3 separate regions of the Mus musculus genome follow, and regions 2 and 3 are each linked to region 1. Evidence: chromatin loops called from intact Hi-C (ENCODE). Cell type or tissue: heart. All regions are shown on one strand.

What was found. Hi-C counts contacts between places; a loop is a spot of excess contacts. Peaks named below come from ENCODE experiments on the same cell type or tissue, not always from the same donor. Only the 100,000 strongest peaks of a DNase experiment are listed, where the experiment ranks them.
Region 2: it touches region 1 in a loop (5-fold over the local background); 6 of 42 quality-filtered maps call a loop at or near these places.
Region 3: a loop joins it to region 1, with 5 times the contacts of the local background. A loop is called at or near these places in 5 of 42 quality-filtered maps.

The regions. Positions count from the first base shown.
Region 1 is chr3:30,504,462-30,512,461 of GRCm38, forward strand. It overlaps Mecom (MDS1 and EVI1 complex locus), which reads right to left and starts at 5,298. Exons shown (of 16, transcript NM_001370769.2): 1 at 4,969-5,298. The coding sequence starts at 5,005. In heart, CTCF peaks have their summits at 4,067 (motif pointing left) and 4,339; DNase peaks (open chromatin) are centred at 2,900, 4,000, 4,720 and 5,310; H3K4me3 peaks cover 4,825 bases; H3K27ac peaks cover 5,329 bases; H3K27me3 peaks cover 2,710 bases.
Region 2 is chr3:30,454,741-30,462,740 of GRCm38, forward strand. The region is part of intron 1 of Mecom (MDS1 and EVI1 complex locus); the gene reads right to left. Among named protein-coding and RNA genes, the nearest start is that of Mecom, 51 kb to the right of the region's middle. In heart, a CTCF peak has its summit at 7,282 (motif pointing right); DNase peaks (open chromatin) are centred at 3,481, 3,571 and 6,311.
Region 3 is chr3:30,241,598-30,249,597 of GRCm38, forward strand. All of the region lies in intron 1 of Mecom (MDS1 and EVI1 complex locus), which reads right to left. Among named protein-coding and RNA genes, the nearest start is that of Mecomos, 230 kb to the left of the region's middle. In heart, a CTCF peak has its summit at 5,175 (motif pointing left); DNase peaks (open chromatin) are centred at 3,164, 4,504 and 4,924; H3K27ac peaks cover 2,706 bases.

The DNA of each region.
Region 1 (8,000 bases):
GAGAACTACTGGGTCATATCAGAAGGAAAAGCAGACCTGGGGCTGTTACAGAAATGCCTGGACAGCAGCTTCCAGTCCTGAATGAGTTAAACATCACCCCAGAAAATGGTGCAAGCATGGCCTCTTTGCAATGTTTTCTGCTTCCTCCAGACCCAGGTGCCCACCTCAGAGCCCTTCCCTCAGCCACAGGGAATGCCCTGCAGAGGGAGTGAATAAAGGAGGAGATGCACAAGAATGTTCTAGAACCGGGGACCGGACTGTGAGAGATTTACCCACGGTTTTCACGTGTCTACACTGTTATTGTAAACAAGGCAAGTGGTACACCAGACGCTGAGCACCCTGGAGTTGAAGAGGGGACGCATTGTTTAATCAAATCCTTGAGCTCAAAAGTATGCTCTGAAGGACCGAAGGAATGGACTCATTCCTGAGACTTTCCCTGCCCAGCTCAGAGGCCCCATGAGGGCCAAGTTTCTCTACACCCAGCAGTTTGGAAATGAAGAGTACAGGGTGACACCAGCTATAAAGAATTGAGCTCTGTCTAGCTCCTGGTACCTTAGAAACCGGAAATGAGCTGGTGACCAGACAAGCCAAGTCTCCCCACCTTGAGGTACTTTGGGGGATGCCACAAGAAAGGAGTCCAAGGTGGAAGCTCAGGGAGCTGCTAACTATGCCCTCTTGCTCCTCTGGCCCTCATCAGACCCAGCCAGAAGTCCTCAGCTGTGGCCTTCGTGCTCTGGTCTGTGCTGTAGCTTCTGTTAACCTGCCCCATACTTCCAAAAACAAAACAAAATAAACTCCCAAACGACCGCAAGTTTAAAAAGAAACTACTTACAACACACACACACAGGGAGGGAGAGAGAGAGAGAGAGAGAGAGAGAGAGAGAGAGAGAGAGAGAGAGAGAGAGAGAGAGAGAATGAGAGAATGAATATTCTGGAAAGACTGAATTTATATTTGACAGTCATTGAGTGTCCGTACACAGGAGTAGGCCCTGGGATGCAGGAAGAGATTTGGCTAGGAAGGTGTGAGTTGGGGCTATCCTCAAAAATTACAAGCTCACTCAGAAGACACAGAACAGAGGCACACAATCACCAAACCCTGAGACTCACAGTCCCAGCACATAAGGCTCTGCAGCTAATGAACCATCCACTCCCACGGTGTTGGGATGAGGGGAGAATGAAAAGCATAATTAACCTTTCCCTAAACACAGATCCAAAACGGGGTGCAAACCGCAGTGAAATGGTGCCTCAAAGTGCCAAATGAAATAAAGAAGCCCTAAGCCAGCCAGGGTAATGCTCAAATAATGGCGAACGACGCGCCTTTCTAGAAGAAGCCCCAGCCTCCTCCGTTGGGAGAACAATTTTTTCCTCGTGCAGAGTAGTCTGGAATAAACACATAAGCATATGCTTGAAAGCAAGTCTCTATTTCTCTATTTCGATGCAGCTTCTTAAGGGTGAATGAGCATGCAAGAAGTTCTGCCTAACCAGGGCTGTGAATTAACCTTAGAATCCTAAGGGTTGGCCTGCTAGAGCGAATTTAAACACGGGAGGCAGAGCGGGCTTGTACCTTTCCTACTTCGGGGCCTGTTCCCAAACAAAGATCAAGTACAGAAGTAACAAGTGCCTCCCTGTCACCGCCAGGGTTTTAATAATCTCATTGCCTTCTTAAGCGACTTCCGGGGAGACGTGCAATAAGGGGTTTACTGAATGTAATATGTTCATTGCTTTGATTGAAACCCCCGTAGGCTGGTACTTTGGCAAAGTGGGGTGGGTGTTCCTTCAGTATTTTAGGCTCTAGACCTGCAGGGCAGACCCCACCTCACTTCCTTCCCCCACCCCCACCCTGAGGAGAGTGGCAACAGGAATTTCTGGCAAGGCCCAGGTGCTTCTCCAGCTGCCCCACACACCCCAAATAAAACGGCTGAGAAGCCTCCTGGATGCCAGAATGGGCTTGCCTTATTTAGTTTTCTTTTCTCGAAGATGGAAATATAAGTCAAAGGTTTTAGGCAGTACAAATGTCAGTTCTCTTGCTTTTCCCTTTTAAGAAAACTTTTTACATTAAACCTTTCTACCTTCCCGTACGGTTTACAACGAAATTATTAGTTTCAAGTATTGTGTAAAAATTAGGTCCTATAAATTAGACCGAAGATAGAGCACACAATCTGTTCCTGTAACATCAGGGAGTATTTTCAAGGTATGTGGTCTCTGGTCTCTAACCATGGGCTTTAGCCAAAACCAAACTAAACTGACATCCACCAAAGACGTACACAAAAGAAACGGAATAATCAAGTATGGGAGAAAGAACTATTTGTGTGTGGTTTGTTTCTCTTGTAATGCTTACGTTTGCCACGATTACAGTAAATTGGTTTTGTCTTGTTTTGTTTCAGATATGCTGGTTACATTACCTCTTCCTAACTCAGGAAGGGGGGAAAAAGAAACAGTGACTGCAAACAGCTAAGTTTCCGTTGGATGATTGCACCGCAGGGGTCACCAGCCACCTCTGCCACGCGCAGTTCGGCAAAAGGAAATAGCGCTTTAAAATACAAAAATCCGTAGTTCTGATATGATTTCCTTTATTGCTCAGACGGTAGCTGGAAAACTGCACTACGCGGCGCCCGTGTCTCTGGAAGGCAGCCGCAGAAGCAGTAAAAGCCCCGCTAGTGGGAACCTGGGGCTCAGCAGGAAAAGTTCCTAAGGCTGGGGTCCTGCTCTCTAGAGAGCACATGGGCATCCTTACCCCACACGAGACAAAAATCAATGTGTCTCACATGCGGTGACTGACAAGTCTCATCAGATCAGAAAGGAGGCTCAGCTTCTGGACTCAGTAGTGGGCTACAGGGTGTACAGCTTGCTTAGCAATTAAAATAGCTAAGGCGCGCGGGGGCGGGGGCGAGCCTTAAGAAAATTCGAAAGGTTTTGCGTTCAGCTTTCGCTTCGTCGGATGCTGGGCAACCAAGCAGGGTGAAAGCCTTAGGCTTTCATTTCACAACTTACTGCTCGGTTGAAACGATCTCCCCGCCTCCTCTCAAATACACACACACACACACACACACACACACACACACACACCCCTAACCTTTGAAGTCTCAAAGCCATCAAGCATGTGTACATTTATTCCCTCTCAGAAGAAAATAAAGACTCAGTGAAAAGCCAACAGGAAAAACAGTTTCGCTGGCGCACTTTACACTGTTGCAACGAAGTGAAATGAGCCGTAGGAGCAGAGAAAGAAGCCGGCTGACTGACCGAGGAGGCCGACTGACGGCCCAGTATTTAGGTTGATCTCTGCGACCCGAGTTCCAAGAGAAAAGATGCCGCTAGAGCGTATGTGAGTGCAGGACACGAGTGCGGAGTGGCTGGAGCACTGGAAAGACGCCCGGGAGGACAGCGTCTCGCCGGGCGTTACGTTGCATTCCCCACACCGGGAATGCCGGGGGGCTACGACTGTAGCCGGCGCCGCTGTGCCAGGACGCGCCCGGTGGTGCTGCATGGAGCGCCTCCAGCCCTAAATTCCAATGTGCAAGGGATGGGGGGGTACGCTTGGGGACTTCACTGGGGCAAACATACTATCCACATCCTATCTTTAGTCTCTCTGGTCCGAAACAAAACAATTAAGAGAGTTCGAGATTCCTCAAGTCCAAGTGTGAGAGGCATGGGCGGCCTGGCCGGTCCTTTCCCGAAGCAGCTCTGATGTCCGAGGGAGTAAGAAGGCGGCAGGCTGCTCGTTGGGCCCCCTTCAACGCTGGGCAGAAGCATTTGAACAAACCCACCTCAGACTCCTACTAGTCCCTGCTAAGCAACCCTTCCCACCCTACCCTGTCCTGGAGTGTCACCCAAGCCTTCCCTGAAAGCGTGGGGGATGGTAGTCTAGTCCCCCATAGCCCCAAACCCCACTACCCTAGTCCCGCGTGACCGAGGCTGCTCCGCTCCGGGCAGACAGAGGGCGCCGGGGAGGACGAGTGACCCGGGACCCCGGCTGCACCCAGAAAGAGAACGGCAGGCTGAGCTGCTCCCCCTTGGTGGCCCCGAGTTCCGGCAGCCCGCCCCCTGGGGGTCACTCGGCGCCCTGCCAGCCCGGGCTTCTCGGGTCGGAGCGCGCCCTCCTGGCCTTACGGAGCAGCGTTCTCGGCTGGCCGCGCGCCCTCCACGCCCGGGCCTGAGAACGCCGGCGCGGCCTCCGCTCTCCCCACCTGCCGAGTGACTCTGCGGAGCCGAGAGCTCGGCGCTGCCGGGGTTCCCCCCACCCATCCCCAGGACCGTGTCCCCCCCGGCCCCCCTGCCTCCCCTTCCCCAGGGCTCCCGCCGCGTCGCACACGCCGCCGCGTACAAGGACCGAGCGCACAGCGCCCACTACCGCAGCCGCGGCTAGGCGCAGCGCCGATCGCCCGCGCAACTTGCAAGCGGCCGCCTCGCAACTTTTCCCAACTCCATCGCGGCCGGCTGCGGCCACAGCCACCGCGGCTCCCTCGGAGCCCGCCACCCGTCCCAAACCCCAGAAACAAACAGAGCTTCAGAAAGGCGCCCTTCCCCTGCCCGCCCCCCCCCCACCCGCTTCCCCCCTCCTCCCGCTCCGGGAACTAGCTGGTTGGCCAGAGGCGACTCTCCCCCGCCTGGGGGGGGAAGGGAGGGGAGGGGGACACACTCTCCTCTCCCCCCACCCCTTCGCGCTCACTCGCGCGCGCCCTCCTCCCTCCCTCCCAGCTTTTTGCTGCCCCCACCCCCACCCCGGAGTTGCCACAGCTGGTCCTGGTGCGGGGCTCAGGGCTACCGCGCTTCCACTGCGCCCAGAGCAGGAGCCAGGGCGCGGAGGCAGGAATCGGCAGGTTGCTCCGGCTGCCGGCTGCGCTGTGCCTGCCTTCCACCCCAGGCCCCCCGCGCCAAAGCAGCCCGCGCTCTCTCCCCGTGCGCTAGACACAGATACGCAAGATGGCAGAGAAGGGGGGGAAGCCAATAGAAAAGGGATATTGCACCTACTTGTGGCCAGTTTCCTTGCCCTGCCTTTGGATCTCATGCTGTGCCCAGTCCTGCAGCCGCTGCTGGGTGGTTAGGTTTTTTTTTTCTTGGATCTTTTCCTTCTTTTGCTCTCTCTCTCCCCCTCCCTTCTCTCTCTCTCTCTCTCTCTCTCTCTCTCTCTCTCTCTCTCTCTCTCCTCTGTCTCACACACGCACACACACGCACACACTCGGTCTTTCACTCTCTCTCCCTCCCTCTCTCTCTTTCTCTCAATCCACACTCGCTATCTCTAGCATTGTCAGTTTGGACACCTTCGCACATGCGCGTTAGACGCCCCTCCAACATCTCAGCGCCGCCAAAAAAAGTTTGGAGCGATTTATCACTTTGATTTGGAGATCTTGTCAGATGGCAATCGCCGAGGAGGCGGAGAAAGGGAGCTACGGGGAGGGCGGCAGGGGGCGGGGAGCGAGCGCGGGGAGCTGGAGGGGAGCAGACACTTCGCCCAAACGGGAAAAAAAATAAAAAGAAAGAAAGAAAAAGAAAAGAAATGAAAAGTCTTGGACAGAGAATTGATTCGTGGGGCAGAGGACTATGTCTGTGTGGGAGTCAATAAGCCTGCATTATAATTATTATTAATGTTTTCTCCACCATAAATTACATTGTCTGTAGGGGAACCGAGCGGAGGAGGGAAAAAAAACTTTAGGATAAATCTTTCCGTCTACACAAGAACTAGGCTGAGGACTGGACCGTGAACGTGTTATCAGAAGGCGAGAAGCATCTTGAACTTCAGAGCTCTGCCCTTGCTGCCGCTCTCTCCTTCTGAAGTTCCTGGGGCTTCCGCTTTGGATGAATAACCGGTTCTCGATTTTAGCTGTAATACCAACGGTAGCTGCCATCCTAGGAACATTTCAGTAGTCTGTTTCCATCAAGTAGCAACAATCGCCCTTGATGCCCAGGTCCCGCCGGGCTGAACATTTGACATCCAAGACCTCCTGCCTTGCCTAAGGTCGGCCGGCACCTTCCGGCCTCCTGCTGCTACCCAGCCCGCCTGCCATTTCCACTCACTCACTGAAACCTACAACCTCTGGGGTCACCAGAAGGAGGAAGGGGGGAAATTCCATACGCATACCTAGAAAATACAAAACGTACATTGTTGAAATGTGCCTAATTACAGAATTTACTAATGAAGTGTGCAGGCAGAAATGAAGGCGCAAGGGGTTAGGTGTGTTCAAGGTATGAATCACTCCCAACTCAGTATGGATTTTTCTTAGTACAACCTTCTTGCATTAAACAGTTGTGTTCAATACCTTCCACGTGCTATTTATGTCTCCATTAATATCTGCTGCAAATCCTGCCAGACACCATAAAAGAAAATTGCCATCTTTTCCGTGCGGTGCTGCTACCATCCTAAAACTCAAGTCGGAAGAAGCAGGAAAGTCCTGGTCTCTCCTCTGAGAGAGCAAGGACGAGCAGGGTTGTTGGGAACTCAGTTGCACCTGTTGGTATTCATTTAGTTTGAGCTCAGACTGCGGTTGTGAGAGAGCGAATATCTAGGTTCAATTCCCAGGGGCTTCGGTGGCCAAGCTTACAGGACCTACCTCATCTAAGAATACCCACCACCTTTCCCTCCCCAGAGCTGTGTAATTCCAGGAGCATTCAGACATAAGATACAGGTCCCTAGAGAACCAAGCTACAGCTCCCAAGGGAGACAGATGTGTAACCTTGAAATATGAGGGAGAGACAGGGGAAGTAAAGGAGGAAATGGCAGAGAACCGGAGTGAAAACAGCTTCCAGAGGAGAAAATGCTGGAGCCCACACACACATGAATCCCAGGGAATCCTGCCATCTCCATCTCCCCTCCCCCACAGAGGCACCTGGGATTTTACAAGACCTACTAGAGCTCTAGTGGCCTACTGCATGCAGGTGTATGTGTGTGTGTGTGTTGGTACTTTTAATATGTGCAAAGCTACTACTGCTTGTATGGATACAGGTCTACTACTCTAAAAATCTTCCCCAAAATCTACTAGCTACTCTGTTTAGGAGCGACCTCCTTCTGACCAGCAAATGTTCTCCTAGGAAAGGGGGTGTGAGGTTCTAGAGTTTTGCAGAGGTCAGATTCTTTAGGGAAAAGTTCTAGGCGAACAAACAAGGGCTTCATACAGCAGCTTCTCGTCTGTAAGAGACTTTGTGAGGAGCATTACTTGGGCCAGAACACAGGGGACAACCCAAGAGGATCCCAGCTCTCAGCACCTAGAATTGTTTGCCCCCCGCCCCCATCCCCAGAAAGTGGAATTCTCCAGGGCCTGGCACCTGGAGACAGCAGAGTATCTTAGAAAGAAAATTCAAGGTGGAAGATTTCATTTTGCTGGCCACCCTGTGGAGAATAAAAGCAAAACATAGATGTGGGAAGCAGCCACCCTCCTTTCTCACCTCCCCATCCACCCTTCTCACTTCCCCAGTTCCGTTCGCCTAGCCCCCAAGGAGTCTGCCAATACCTGAGTTGGATCTGGTGGAAGTTTTTAAGAAAGGAAGGGACCATGTTGCCAAACTCCGAGATTAAGAACAAGACCCACTTGGACTCTGGACTTATTTGCGCTTTGAAAGAATAAATCTTGTGGCTGACTGTAGGGTAGGGTGGTTTCAGTAAAGGGCGAAAGACAGAACCGAATCAACAGTCTCCAAATCACCAGATGCAAAGATCTGTCTTTTAAACTTTTACAGAAAGTTGGGATATTAGGGCAGTGGTAGGTGGCTGGGGTACCCACTCCTTCTGGCGTTTAAAGTCCCCGTCCTCATCTTTCAGTGAACTGGTCTTTTACAAAGGTCTTTCTAAAATTTCAGCAGAAGTGGTTGAATCCGGCTTCTTGTAACTGCAGTAGCAAATACAGTCTTTTGTGTCCTCAGGCCGAATCAGTATGAAAAGACGTGTCACCTTTCTTCAAAACATAAAAAAGTAAATTAACTAAATCAAAGGAGTCATAATATTTTTTTTCAACTTCGAAGCTAATTTCTTTTCTTTCTCTTTCTCTCATTCTTTTCTTTCACTGTCTCTT
Region 2 (8,000 bases), 50 kb before region 1:
AGATTTGTCTAGGTTTGTGTCAACTTGACAAAAGCCAATCGACACAGAAGGTCACTTGTGGAATGCTTATTTGGAACTCAAGTATGTATCCCCATAAAGAGCTCATGATAGGTGTGAGGTTCCCAGGTTAGCTCAGGAAGACCTCTACCCCATTATTCCTCATGTGCTATCTCCAACCAACACTCCCTTTGTAACACGGGCTAGGGGAAGGGCTGGCATTATACTCCAAATTCAACTCGAGTTAATAATCATTTCAACTTAGTCTCTGCTATATTCTTCCAGAATGTACTTGGTACTACATGTCCACAAAGGAGGACATGTCTTCACCTCCCTATTGTTCCTTGCCAGAAGAAACCACATTATTCTAGAATCTTAGAACATCGTTTCTCTACTCGTATGGTTTTCTACCTAAGCTATAATTATGGATGAACTGGGAGATACGACTCCCAACTTATATTTTTAAATTCAGCATCCTAGATCCAACCATAATTTGACAGGTCTTCACTAACTATACGTGAACTATATGCTTGAGGACATAAAGAAGTTCATGCTATTAAGAATGCCCCAAACATAGCCAGGCAGTGATGGCTCATGCCTTTAATTCCAGCATCTGTGAGGCAGAGGCAGGATCTCTGTGAGTTCGAAGCCAGCCTGGTCTACAGAGCTCCAGGACAGTCAGAGAGCTACACAGAGAAACCCTGTCTCAAAAAAAAAAAAAGTCAAATCTATTTTCCCCTCAGTGGTACTGGGAATGGTGAGATTTGATAGAGATAAGTGAAAGAAAAATATATACCAATCAGAACGAGGGTGACAGTGGAGAATATGTGTTGTCCCCTGTGTTTACCAGTTTGGGGACAGGAGCGTCCCAGACTTGACTCGGGAGAAGCATTACTCAGACCCTAGGTCCTCTGAGCTAGTGACATAAAGCAGAGGCCAAGGATCTATTTCTGTTAAAATTTCTGGATTTAGGTGATTTTAAGGCCAGGAAGCCCTGCCTAAAACATGCTAGTCTGAATACTGACACATACGTGTGCAGGAGTAGAAGACCTCTTCAGACTCCTCAGGAGATCAAGCACTGTCTTGATCCAAGCCACCATCTCATTTAAAAATAAATAAATAGATAGATAGATAGATAGATAGATAGATAGATAGATAGATAGATAGATAGATAGATAAAAGCAAGCTCTAAACTACATCAAGCTGTTCTTCTGTCTGGATGGACTTGCCTGCAGGACCCTGCCTAACTAGCCCTCTCACCACGTCCATGGAAACTTCCCATCACACGCTTCTTTCCCCTGCCCCTGCTCTTTCTACGAGTGCAGCCGAATCTGCTGGAGCAGACGCCGGGTATGTGGGCAAAACAAACAAGCCAGGCAGTTGTGAAGGGCGGAAGTGTTTCATAAGCCTCAGTTTGGGGTTGCACAGAATTGCATGCGGACAATGGCAAACAAAATTTATTAATATATCCTGTTTCCATTGCTTTCTTAAAGACCTAGCTTATAACAGCTAATAATCTCTGGTCCTCAGGCCCAGGGTGACCTCTTTCAAAGTGCTTGCTTTCCTCCATTATAATGGGACAGGATTAAAGACCTAGGAACCAAATGATTACACTAGCCACATATAAATCTTCCCCCTCTCTTTTTCTCACTCTTATCTTTACTCCTCTAATCTGATCATTTATGCCCAGAAATCAGCAAAGAACATCAATTTTGCTTGAGAGAAAGGTAAGAAAGGTAGAAAAGATAAGGACTGTGAGTCTCCTACAGTCTAGAACAGGGTTTTCAAACCACTGTGGCTTTGACATTTTGAGCCCGATAATTTCTTGTTTGTAGACAGCAGACTGTGCATTGTGGGATATGGAAGCCAGTAGTTAGCTTCCAGAGTCTCCAGACAGTACCATATGACCCCTATGAGTCCATATGAGTACCATATGAGCATCAGGGCCCCAGAACCACATCCAGCTGAGAACCACTAATCTAGAATAATTTTAAAAGCGGTGCATCTGGGGACCTGGAGACAGAGCTCAGCTAGCAGGAGGTTTGCTTAGCATCTCTAAAGCCTCGGGCTTGGTTCCCAGCACCACATAAAGCACAGTGTTCCACTCCACTAATCTCGGCACTCGAGAGGCAAAGGCAGGAAGATCAGGGGTTCAAGGTCATCCTCAACTACACAGTGAGTTCAAAACTATCCTGGGCCAAAAGAAACTGTGTCAGTCTATCTGTTTGTTTTCTTTAAAAAAAAAAAAAAGCAACTAATTTGTATTAGATAGGTTGGTCAATATTTAGTACTTAAGTAGAAGGATTATTAGTCTATAAAGTTGTTTAAACATCAAACAAAAAAAGGACATATAATTTCCAAAAAATAAAATCAGAAACATTATGACTACCGTTTTAGGTGTAACATCTGATGGACATCAGATCAAGGCTGAAATTTTGCAAAATACTAATATAATAATAATAACAATGTGGCATGGTGGCACCAAGACTCACTAAGGCACCTCAGCTTTGGCAGAGACACCCGGGGAACTGCACGCTGCCAGCACTGATGTTCCTGGTGCTCTGCTGTTGGTTTGTATTGGGTTTTTCTTTTTCTTTAACTTGGGGGTTCTTTAAGCATAGTTTTAATCTCTATGTTCCTAGCTCTTATAATCTACAAATCATCAAAATGCTGTTTTATAAGGGTATCTCATCAGCTTTGATGTCCGCAAAGCCCGGGGGCCCTTTTTCTTGCGCGCTTATTTTCTTTTGAACCAGGAAACTGTGCTTTGCCAAGAGCAAATGGAACGCAAGCCTCAAAAGATCTAAGTTCCATCTGCAGCTCAGAACCCTCGAATTCTCCGAGTTCTCCAACTTAACAAAATACAGTCTCACCATCCCTTACACCACATCTCCCAGGTTCTAGCTACAGTCATGGCCGGGAAGGTTCTATAAACCTAAGGGTTTTCCTCCAGAGAAAGGGGAGTGGACTGAAAGGCTGGCATTGGGATACAACCCTGGTCTCAGTTACACTCTTCATCTTTAAAATGCCATCCAAGGTAAGAGAAAATAGACAGGAAGGAAAGAAAGAAATCAGCTAAGCAACATGTTCTCTGACTTTCCCCAGGTTCAAATCCAACAAACAAGATATTACATCAAAGTTAAATTGTTTACACATTACATGACCTGTCCTTTTTTTTTTCTTACCACTGAGTTCCACAGTACAAAAATATTATTTCAGAGGCAAGGATGTAAACCCTATTCATAACAGGATTTCAAACACATCCTGAAATGAAGCGTCTCCTCAGATAGTGTGCCCTCGGTTACATCGAAGGCATGCTGGTTTTATTTGTCAGTGTTTGCCGAGGGGGTCACAATATCAGGAAGCAGGAGATGGCTCATCAAAGCGTCGCTGGGAGCTCTCACAACTCATCAGTTAGACAGTACCTTGTTTTTGACACTGGGGCGGAAATGCATCTGCCCCTACCCATTGTTAGAAGCTTCCTCCTGTCTTTAAGTTTTTTGGAAGGAGCACTGAGGACTCGACTTCTTTTTTCCAATAGGTAATTGTCACTAATTAATGCTTCTGCTTCATTCAACAATGTGGACCTGTGACCCAAGTAATCTGGCCTTGTATCCCTAGCCTTACAGCAAGGACATTGCAATCTCCTAACCCTGTCCCCAGGGGCCCAGGTCACAGACCAAGGCTGCCCTGCTGGGTTCCCAAGCAAGCCTCTCTGGGCTTCAAAGTCAGTGAGTTAGTTCAGTGGGACAGTGAGACATCAAGGAGGATGTGGCACCTGGCCAGTGAGCGTCTTCAGAGGGAGGGGTTTTTCCTCTGAGAAGAGCTTCTTGCAGAAACCAAGGCCTCTGATCTATCCATTCTACAGCCTCTTATGGGGTCCTGCTCATGCCAGGCCTGAGGCACTGGGAATAACTCAAAAAGAGTCTCCACTGGCAAGGAACTAGATCTAGGCTAAAGCTCAACCCCTTGTTAAAAGCTCATATATCCATTATTTCACATCTCCTTCCATAATAGTCTTCATTTACTTTCTCTTCCCTCCCTCCCAGCTTGCTTGAGTGTGCTCTCCAGTGTTCTCTCTCTCTCTCTCTCTTCCCCCTTCCCCCCTCCCCCATCCCTTCCTCCCTCCCACTCCCTCCCTCTCCCCCTCTCCATCTCCAAACACACATAACTAGACCATAGGAGTTGTGATGAGCACATGGTTCGAAATGACTCCAGGATAAAAAACAGCTTTCCTCTATTATCCCTTAACAAAATTCCAGATTATCGAGGACAACAGTCCAAAATTCCTTCCTTACTGTTTGATTCTCCTCTGCTCATAAGCCTTTTTCTAAAATCTGGGCTAGGAACAAACCTACATAAACAAAATCTAGATTAATTTCAAATCAATAAAGATGACAAAAAATGAGGTCCAACACGCAAACTTAAGAATGAATACAGTGAATTTTAAAGAAGATACATAAAAGGCCTGGTGCAAAATAGCCCTCCCACGATAAATGCTGGGTGTCTTTGGATAACCCGCTGCCCATTTTCTTTTTCAAATGGTCACAGAAGTTTGAGTTCCACAGATTAGGAAGATATGCCTGCTTATCAATCTGTGATATCTGCTTATCAATCAGTACAAGCATGCGTTTGATAAACAGACCCAAGTCATGGAAAAGATAGCGTCAATAAGCAGGAAGCTTTGTTGTATACTTTTAAATAAATCTGCACTGCTGTATGCACCTACTGTAGAGAGTACATTACACAGGCAGACCAGAGCGAAGGGTACAAGCTCACGTCTTTGCCCACCACGCTAAGGGTGTTACACCCCCGCCTGCACCAGAACCCTCTTACTTGTGAATGAGGGGCTTAGTAACCATAGACTACGGAGCTTACATCTCCAGAGCTATTCAAAAGCTTCTGGCCCAGGTTCTTGGGGGAAGCCCACTAAGAACCTTCCTAGCAGGTGCAAAGTCCTGGGTTCAATCCTCAGGCACGGCAAATAATCAGAGAAAAGAAAATGGCTCATGGTAAGCAGTTGTGTAAATTACTGCTTCTATACTTATAAAACACGCAGGCTCAAAAAACATAGGCATCCCTGTTCATAAGGGAGCAGGAGTCTAGAGACACCTTGGGGATAGCTGAAAGCCTGCTCGCCTTCCTCAGCTTACCAAGGGGTAATAATGTGCAAGGCTCCTCCAGCTGGCTACAGACTCACACAAGAACCCATTCCCCTTCATCACGTCAGCTCCAATGGAGCCTGAAACAATGCCCTAAATATACCAGGTTTGTAGAAAATATGTGTTGAACAAATAAATATGTAAATTCAAGTCTTCTGTTTGAAAATCTGAGTTTACCATTATTGATATTACTTATATCTTAATGATAAAACTTTTTTACCCCAATTTTGGAGTGGTGGGGAGGAGTTGCGGGTAGATAGCATCTCACAGGTTGGCCTGGAGTGTACTGTAGGGCTTTGGTTGACTTTAAGAGCCTCCTCCCTGTGTCTGCTTTCTTAATTTGATGAAAAATCTATAATGGTCAGGCAGTGGTGGCTCACACCTTTAATTCTAGCTCTTGGGAGGCAGAGGCAGATGGATTTCTGAGTTCGAGGCCAACCTGGTCTACAGAGTGAGTTCCAGGACAGCCAGGGCTACACAGAGAAACCCTGTCTCAAAAAACCAAAATGAAGAAGAAAAGAAGGAGGAGGAGGAGGAGGAGGAGGAGGAGGAGGAGGAGGAGGAGGAGGAGAGAGAGAGAGAGAGAGAGAGAGAGAGAGAGAGAGAGAGAGAGAGAGAGAAGGAAAGATCTATAATGAACTCAGTAAGTCTTGCTCAGCTCTTCTATGTGTTAAAAATAAGTAAACATCTATGAAAACACATCCACACACATACCTGCCCAGTGTCCATGGAGATAGACTACTGTTTTAATAATCTAGCACTTTCTGAAAACCCCACCAGCTCCAGAGAACTTCACTTGGTAGTTGAGAGATATTCCACTGGCCTCTTAAATATGTTGCTGGATTTGGTTTTGGTTCGTTTTTTGTTATGCAGTTGTAACTCAAACAACAAATCTTCTAAAGTTGATTACAGCCAACTCTTTAAGAGTGCTGAGTTAATATTCGCTCTTTCAAGTAAATATGAGCATTTCTTGGATCAGATAATGTCGACTTTAATTTTATTTTTCTCGCATAAATGTTAATCAAGGACTAAACAGATAATTTCCTTCTGTCACACAACAGCTCCACTGTAGTGGAACAAAGTGTTATCTTAAGTTTCACAGAGCAATTGTTCAATGATTCCTGTCAGTGGCTCCTTTCCAAGTTTTTGTCAAATGGCTGTGGCTGCCAACCCTTGAAGCCAGAGGGAGAGGGAGAAGAGGAGGGGAGGGTCTCTCTTAGGCAAGAGTGGAGCACAATGGCATGCTGAGAAGAGGCGGCTTTTTGCTGCATCTCTCTCTCTCTCTCTCTCTCTCTCTCTCTCTCTCTCTCTCTCTGACTGTATTACTTAGCTCTTGCCAAAAATAAAATTAAAATAAAATATTTAGAGGAGTTAGATTAGCTAATGTTTCAGAAAGAGAGGAACTGCTCTGTACAACCAAGCAACTACTTAGACAGATGAAGTCGATTCGTTAAGCTCAGGGACACAGATTCTTGTATCCATTTGAGACACCGAATCTACTACCATGTGCGTGCGTGAGTGTGTGTGTGTGTGTGTGTGTGTGTGTGTGTGTGTGTGTTCCTTTGGTGGTACTAGGGGTGGAACCCAGGACTTCATACGTGCTAAAGAGTTCCATAACTAAACTAAATTACCAACGCCAAGCTTACTACTACTTAACAATGATTATAAGGGCTAAGTGTGATGACACATGCTTTCAGCCCCAGCAAAGGAGGCAGAGGCAGGGGAATCTCTATGAGTTTGAGGCCAGTCTGGTTTACAGGGTGAGTTCCAGGACAGCCAGGGTTAGAGAAACCTTGTCTCAAAAACAAAAACAAAAACAAAAACAAAAAAAGATTATAAAGCAACTTGAAGTTAGTAATACATCTGCTGATACCGTAGACTGTCTAGATGCCAGGAACACCATAGAAAGTTGTGTTATTTATGTTTTTATTTTATTTTGTACCCAAATATTAATACATAACTGAAGCCCAATATAATGTTTGAGGATGTGGCATTTACCTTTCAGGATTAGTGTTCCCCTCTCATAAGAAAGTCTAGACTTTAAAGATTTACCTACTTTTATTCTATGAGTGTATTTTGCCTTTGTGTATGAATGTACGTGGTACCTGCGGAGACCAGAAGAGGGCATTGGATCCCCCTGGAGCTGGAGTTACAAAGGGCTCTGACACTTATGTGTGTTGATGCTAGGAGCCAAACCTAGGTCCTCTGCAAGACCAGCAAGTAATCTTTACTGCTGATCCATCTCTCCAACCCCAAGTCTAGATTTTAAACTAAAAGACAAGGACAGAGGCTCCCAGGTTCTCCCTTCTTGGTACCTGACTTGCACATGTAGTGCCCTGGGTGTTCAGATCTCAGAACTAAACACATCCTCCCACAAAGACAAATCAAAAAGAGCACTACGGACTGTAAGATGTACAGTTTTCATTTTTCTGTATGTGTCCATTATAACAGCCTTATTACTCACTTGCATAATGAGTAACTGTGTGTTTGTGTGAATGTTCATGAGTACACATAGAAGCTAACTCTGGCATCTTGACTCTAATTCAAACCACTTGTGTGCACATCCTTTTAGTAATGCAGGTGCTGGTCCTGTGGGTCTGAGGTGGGCCTGGGAGGCTCCACCACTAACAGATTCTCTAGTGGCGCCCACATTGCGGATTTGTAAAAGAATACTTTAGTAAGAAAGTATATTGTGTAGTGTCCATCAGATTGAAAACTTTCTGGGTACCAAATTCTCCTACTATATCAGAAGTGATAAAACATGGGTAATTTCAATTATGTGTTTGTTTGTATATGTGTGTGTGTATCAGTGTGTGAATCTATATATATATATGAATGCAA
Region 3 (8,000 bases), 260 kb before region 1:
AGTTAAACCAGTCACAGTATCGGGTCCAACAAAGGGATCTCAAATCCTAGAAAAAGATTGAGACAATTAACAAATGAGCCCTCCCACTGTCACATTGAACCCTATGGGCTCCCTGTCATCACGAACTCTCTCAGTTCAGAGTCTAAATGAGTGTCCAGAGAATCTAGCTCCAGCAAGATATGTGTGCCCTGCCTGCTGGGGAGAATTTGAATTTAAAGCATATATATATATATATATATATATATATATATATAGAGAGAGAGAGAGAGAGAGAGAGAGAGTCACTATATATACACATATATACACATACATACATATGCCAAAATATAATCCTGCTAAAACTGAAAAAAATAATATTCTAATTAACCCTGAAGAATAACTTAAGCACTCAAGCAAGTATAGGCAAAAGATCCAGTTCTACTCATCCACCTGCAGGCGTCAACACAGATGAAAGCCCAGGCCGTTTGTCTCTGAGCCACCATCCAGCTAGTATCAATCTGAATTAAATATGAACAGAGCTGGGATGACAGGAATGTAAATAGAAAACTGCTGACTTTTACCAAGCAAACCATACAGTCATATTTCAACAGAATCTAGCATTTATAAACTTTTCAGCATGGATAAGGTTTATCACACCATATTGAGTATTTGCATAAGTGGGAATAAACTGACACCTCTGTGGAGATTACTCAATAACTCCCCAAAAAGCTGCTAAGACATCATTCCATCTAAATGAAAAACAACCTCCATTATTCCATCTCCATTAAAGCTCTGTTATTGGGGGGAAATTGGTAGATCTCTTCCCCCGAGCTGTAGCTGTAGTCAATTAAAGACTTCCTACATATTGCTCTCACCGATTGAGCACATTTACAATAGGAAAGTATCAGGTAGGGCGTGTGGCATACATCAGTGGGCCCATAAAGATAAATAACCCTTGTAACTTCTTGGAGCTGCGCTGCCTCCAACTGTAATTTGCTTCATGTATCCTTTGGTTGTGTCATTAACTCGATGAGGACAGGGAGAAGAGCTTATTGTTTGAGGCAAATGGCTTGGGAAATTCTACTGAAAAATCAACCCCTCCAATTCAAACCGTAAGCGTTCTAATGTCCCTAGAGACCAAGCAACAGCCCACACTTCAATTAGATTCTACTTATTTCTGTAGCTGTCTCAGTAACTACCCAGGTTTGCAGTTTGTAAGAGTTTTGTTTAGAAGATACCAGAATCTAAGGGGGGGGGGGATTGAAAGCTTATTACCAATAATAACAGTGCCCATTGCTGCATAAATACACTCATTGCAATCCAGTGGGGGGAAAGTGATGTGAAAAATAATTTTTCATTCTTCCAATGTAGAATCTGGCAGTAAAAGACACAGAACAGAATCTCTACAGTCAGCAACTGTTCGAACCCAATCTTCGCTTTCTCACTTAGGCCTTTTACTTTCTTTAAAGATTTTATTAGGAGTCTGGGTCGTCAAAAGTCTGTCTCCTGTGTAAACATTCTGTTGTTCAGCCTTTTCATTTGATAGTGTTTTGTAAATACTTTTCTCTTTTTTCCTATTTGCTAAACTTATGTGCAATTGCTACACATTCTACCATTATAGGGATCCAAAGGAAGTGTGTCTATAGTACTCGGGTTTTTTGTTTTTTTCTTTTTAATCCCAAAACTGTCAGTAAAACAAATACCCTCTATATAGATATTTACATTTATCCATTTCAATTTTTCTTAGATGGGATCCCTATTAAAACCTAGTGAGTATTGGCATTTCTTTTCCAAATATATTTATCAATTTATACTATTACCAGTCATACTTACAGGTTCCAATGTGTGCTGTTTTTCATTTTTATCAGTAGGAAAACTATTTATCAGTTGTTTCCTTAATCTATACCTTAGTGATTACTAATACTAAATATTTTATCAGTGACTCATATTTCTTCCATTACATATTAGGCATAGCTTTCTCTCATTTTTTTAAAATGGGCCTCAACTCTTGTCTGATTAATGGCAAATTAGCCCAAGGATAAAAATCTTACTCATTTTCTCTATAGTTTTCTATTTGATACAGTCATAGAACTTTCTATCATTAGTGGAACTAAGTTCACTAAGTTGTCTTTGTGGGTTTTTTGCATTTTCTTAGAAAGTCCTCACCTATTCTGACCAGGGTGAGGTACTCTCCCTTATTTCCATTGAGTTTCATGGTTGCTTTTCTTCCGGCCTTGGATTAGCAGTGATTTACTACTCAGTGAAAAGCAGAGGAAAAATGATTTCATTTATTTGAGCTCCTGTGAACGGCGGGCTAGGAAAAAAAAAATGCCATTTCACTCATAATTCTTTGGCCCTTATTTGCAAGGCTGGCCTGAGTTGCTTTCTCTTTTTGTGGGATTTATATAACTCACCAGTTGTTTCTTTTGGCTCCTCTGCTTAGTTTAACTGAAAATCTTCTGGGCAGATGCCATTCAAGCTCCTGAGCTTCACCCATTAATAGCATTCAATGGCCATCAAAATGCTTATCACTCCATGTTGTCCTTCCTGTCGGTATCGGAAATGTTTTCCTCTCTGCTCCCCGAGTCAGTCCATTGATAGAAAGTGTTCAGAGACTAAGGCAGTATTAATGCTAACGTTTAAAGCACAAAGCTCGACTTTAGCTAAAACCATGAAACCATGTTAACTTGGCTGTACAAACTTGCGCACAATATGCACATCCATGTGCATTTGCTAGCAATAAGTGGTGTGTGTGTGTGTGTGTGTGTGTGTGTGTGTGTGTGTGGTACTTAGCAGCTCCCTAATCTTAAAAATAGGCTGAGACAGAAACATGATTTGGGATCTCAGGCAGACTGGTTGAGATCATAGCTGTGTAAAACAGCTGCCAAGAGGAGCCCGACTAGGGAATTGAACAGATTAGGTAACTCAGAAATTTAGACATTTCCCCCCATTATGTTTCTTGTTGCAGTTTTGTAATAAAAACACGAGCAAACTTCAAAGGAAGCTCTGTAGTAAAGGTTAATTGCCACTAAAGAAGAGGGTGGGCCCAAGCACCAGTACTTTGTGCCCAACTCCCAGGCAGACAGGAAGGATTACACGTGGCTGAACGCAGACGATGTGTGCCCAGCATCAGGAGAGGGAGGCTTAGCCAAACCTCAGGCCCCACCAGGGACCTCCAGGGAGTATGTGAGCATAGAGCCATGAGTCTGTGAGTCCATGCACGCTTACCAGTGGTCGGGGAAGGGAGGGGGAAGACTGCAGTTTCCTTTCCAAATTAAAACAGGACATGCTCTCCGTCCCTCCTCAGGACAATTCCTGAGTGGTGACAGAGGCGTGCTGATGAGAAAGCAAAGGACCTCAGGGGCCAGCTCTTCTCCACCAGCAGCAGAGCCCTCCACTGAACATGTGAGGAAAGGGAGGAGCCCAGGTAATACCAGATGCACAAACCGAGCAATGAACTGGCCATTGAAGCACTCTGTGAAAATGTCCCCAGGAAAATGAAATTTCACACTCCCAATGAAAGGAGGAAAGGAAACTACTAAGATGAGGAAAATAGATGCTCATGGAGCTGACAAATAGGCTGTAAAGGATTCTATGGAAATCCAGCAGCATAGATTTGGAAGCAGAGGTCTGTCCTATAGAGGTCATTGTCTTAGAGAGGTCACCCATGGGCAGTCTTCAAAGCACCATGATCCCAGAAAAGGGTGAAAGGCAAACACTCGTCATGTTTCAACTCTGGTCCATGTGTGTGACATCTGAGTCTCTATGGCATATTTGTGCCCTAGCCTGCTGACATGGCTTGGCATGTGGAATTTTCCTAATGGTCTTTCAAGCTCCTTTGACTCTCAGTGTTTCAGTTAGCTTCCTTGTTCTGACCTAATCCATTTCTTCCCTCTGGGCCTTGCTACCTGACAGTATTCAAAGCACTTCATTAGTCTGCTGTCAGAAAGATCCAGAATGAGAGAGGGTTGGGAGAGGTAGCAACAGACAGGGCCAAGAGTACAATAGGAATTGAAAACAAATAGCAAATATATACATAAATATATTTCTCATATTATGGTATAGGCCTTGCTAAGCTTCTCTTAAATGGCGATGGAAAGAAATTGCTAGAGCCTTTTGGCATCTATTTACAGAATCCAAGAAAACAAAATAGAGACACTAACGTTCTGTGGGTAAGGCCTAGAGGGAAAGCATGACCTGGTTAATGTTTGGTATATTTTGTTGTTGGTGAGCCTAGTCACCAGTCTATACTGGAAGGCCTGGTAGGACCAGACTCCTTACATGCCCGTCTGTATTCCTTTCACAATGCAACATTTGCCTGAACTCTCTTTTAGCACTACAAAATTTTAAGAGATTTTTGGCAACCTCTGACCTACTGGCTTTTTTTCATAAGCCTTTTATATCCCCAAAGTGGCTTTGCTTCCAATCCATTTAAAGTAGAATAGAAATGCCGGTATTTACATCACAGCTTACTGGCAGGTCGCTTCTCAGGCATCTGCAGTGAGCAGAGTACGGCCTTTCAGCGTTCAGGCCCTATCTACAGCAATTATTTGCCAGCATATCTAAAAGAAGGCAGGCATTTCCTGCTGCACACAAATGGGACACTCTTATCTAAATCACTGTTTAAACAGGTATTTAAGAAAACACTATCACAGGCAGGAATTTACTGATGACGGAACACACTGGTTTAGGGCTGGACTGGATGGTTAAGGACTAGCCATTGTCAAGAAAGGAAGTATATCAGCATGAGGAAGGTATAGAGAATATTTCACAACTCCCCAGGGGTCAAGATGGAGGATCATAAACTTGGGAAAGTGGCCATGAAAAAGGCAGTTGCCTTGAGGTTTCCACCCGGTAACTCCTCTGAACCCTGGAGCCACCTGAGAGGAAGAGCTAGCGAGTTGGGCCAGTTTGTGTCTGGGACCATTCCACTGAAGCCATAGCAGATCCCCATAATGAAAGCTGGAGAACTGCCAAACTGGGCATGCCAAAAGCTTAGAAAATGTATTTCCTGGAAAGACACTTTGAGAATCGATTGGCTCTCCCACAATCCGTAACCTAGGCGAGAGCGTGCTCTGGCTCCCCAGCCCTGCTCTAGCCAGTGCAACTGGAATTTATTCCCAGTGGAGGCTTATAAAGCTGGGCTGTTATTCTCACATTAAGTACACTGCCCTCTGGTGAGGGCTGTGGTTTCTGTGTGGGCAGAATGTGTGGTTTACTATAGCTAATTTGTTTATGTTGTTGACGGTGGTTTCAGAGGAAAGCATGTTAAGAAGTGATCTGATTGGCTTCTTTACCAAGACCGTTTAAAGGTGGCTGAGACATGCTGGAGCATTAATGCGCTGTCACTAATGGGGAACGACTGGTCTCTTTGACCACGGATGTGCTTCACTGGGTTCTGCGTGGGACCTGAGAGCCGCAGTCTCTTTATGAGGGTTATCTAAGTGTGGCTTGGTGGCTCTTGCCAGAAGTACTACCGCCTTGTCTCAGAAGGGGAGCTAAACACTGAAGGAAAAAGTCCAGCCATGACTTCCCTCGCAAGGACACTGAAGAATAGTATATACTGAGAGAAGAGAATCAGACTGTTCCCAGAAGAGGAAAGGCAAAACCTTCCTGGAAGATGGCGATCGGGAGGAAGTAAAGGACCCTGAGAGCCTCACTTCGTGCTTAAGCCAGACTGCGCTGTCTGAGACATGAGTAAGGAGCTTGCGTGAGCTCAGGTCCATTCCACAGAAGAGCTCATGGAGACCTTCCCTACAGCTACAACACAGAAGAACTTTCTTCCAGCCAGGAGTCCTGCATAAGGAAAAGAAAATACTTATGCATGGCTGGCAGAAGAGGGGGTTGTGGCTTGCTGAGAAAGAGGAATGCAAGCGGGCAATTAAACATCCACAGCGCCACACTCGGCTGGAAAGGAAGCAGAGAGTACCCCAAAGAACAAAATTTCCTTAGACTCTCAAACTCAGGGAAGTCTTTTTCTGTTCTGTTTTTGGTCTTGTTTTGTTTTTTTTTTTTTTTTTTTAAATGAGAAGTTGATCCTTGTTATCACAGGTTTGTTAATAAAAGGACAACAGTGATTTGTGTCCTGAGGTAACATGATGAGGAAGGTCCCTCCAGTAAGATCAAACTCTGCTCCATTGTAAATACCATATCTCTGCTGTTAAAAACAAGTCTAGATGTTGCCAACGAGCACAATCTGCCGGCCCATTCTACCCTCTAAAGGGCTGCGGATTGAGTTTTCCGACACCCACCCCATCATGTGAAATGTGAAATCGTTCAAAATTGTGGGGATGGAATGTGACTGAAAACATAAAGGAAAACTTTGGGGTTTTTTTTTGTTTGTTTAATTTCAGAAAACATTATTCATTTTTTAAAACTTTTCAGAAAAATATGAACAGATGTGTGTGTGTATATGTATAGGCATATATGTGTGTGTGTGTGTATGTGTGTGTGTGTGTATGTGTGTGTGTGTGTATGCCAGCCACACTTATGATTGAAGAAGGGGTAATTTCAACATGGTTAAGTGGTAACACAAGCTAGGTATTTAAGGGAATGATATAATATGACAACTTCATAGACTACCAAACCCTGCCTGGTGTCTGGGAATTGTCACTATCAACATGTGTAATAACTAGTAGCATTAGGTGGTCTGTACAGTATCCTTCCTGCCTCGTTGAGTCACACAGTGTAAGACAGTTGATGGGCACCAGGCAGTGCCTCCTAAAGACAACTGACTTCTTATGAAAGGCATCCAGGGCATCTTCTGCATAAATTACTATAGTTTACACCAAGAGAAGATTATGAATGTTTGCGAGGCTAAATTTATTTACAAACTAGGTCTAACTTATTTATATGGCTGGCCCAATAGGCTTTTGTTGAAATATTTATGCTATCTGTTCTTCTGCCCCACTAAACTCTATCACAATCATAAACACTGTTGAAAAATGATTCGCAGTTAGCAGGATTTAAACTGCCCGTTATATCCCAAGCTAGTGCCAGTAAACTTTTGCACTGGTTGATAAGGTTTCCTCCATGGAATAAATATACATTTGACTTTCAAAATCTTTGGTGAGCTCGATGCTATGAAAAGTAAAGGTTTAAACAGATGTTCTGGGCACCACCTATACTGCATGAATGCTTCCACTGCATGTTCCCATTGACACTCTGGGGAAAGATCGCAAAGGGGTCCAGGTTTAAATCCCTTCCTAGCATTCAAAGTGGGATCAGATGAACAACTGTGGAGGTTGTAGCCCTCTCCAACGATGCTGCCACTTGGGCTGATTTGTGTGCCCATTTGAAGCTACTTTTCCAGTAACATGTTGTAACTAGTGTGTCACAGAGCTGATAGAGACAGACCAGAAACCAAAGACAATAAAGCTTCCTCCATCTGGTAGTTTAGCATTGATCAGCAAAGTCAGGAGGTGGTAGGAGGTATCTGGCCATGCAGCAGAAGATGACTAAGTTGAGGTTCAGAATCATGAAAAGTAGAACAAGAACTGTATTTACGCTCCTGTGTAGCCAGGCATCTCCAGCCTTAGACTGACGAGAACCATATGCCATTGGCCTTTTGTATCTACAAACTCTTCACATCCAGAGATCCAACCAGTAACAGATGGAAGATATTCACACATATGGCAATGCCTCTACTGAACTCACACACTTTCTCTTCCTGTCACTGTTCCTAAGCAATTCAGTGTGACAACAAGTATCTAAATGGCTTTGGCACTGCAGTAGCCATTGGAAGTAACATAGCAACAACTTAAAGTTTACAGGAGCATTTGTGTAGGTTAGAGGCAAGAAATGTTATTTCATTAGAGGGAAATATCAAGGGACTTTGTCTTCAAAAGTCTTCTCCGATTCCCCCAACGCCTCAGGTTCCAAGGAACAGCAGTCTACACCAGTTTATTGCTTTGGGGTTTGTTTAAGGATAGGCCTCTTATTTTTAATTATTGGTAGAAACAACTTTGTATCATGTGCATCTCAGAATAACATGAAGAGGAACATAGGAATTATTTACCTTG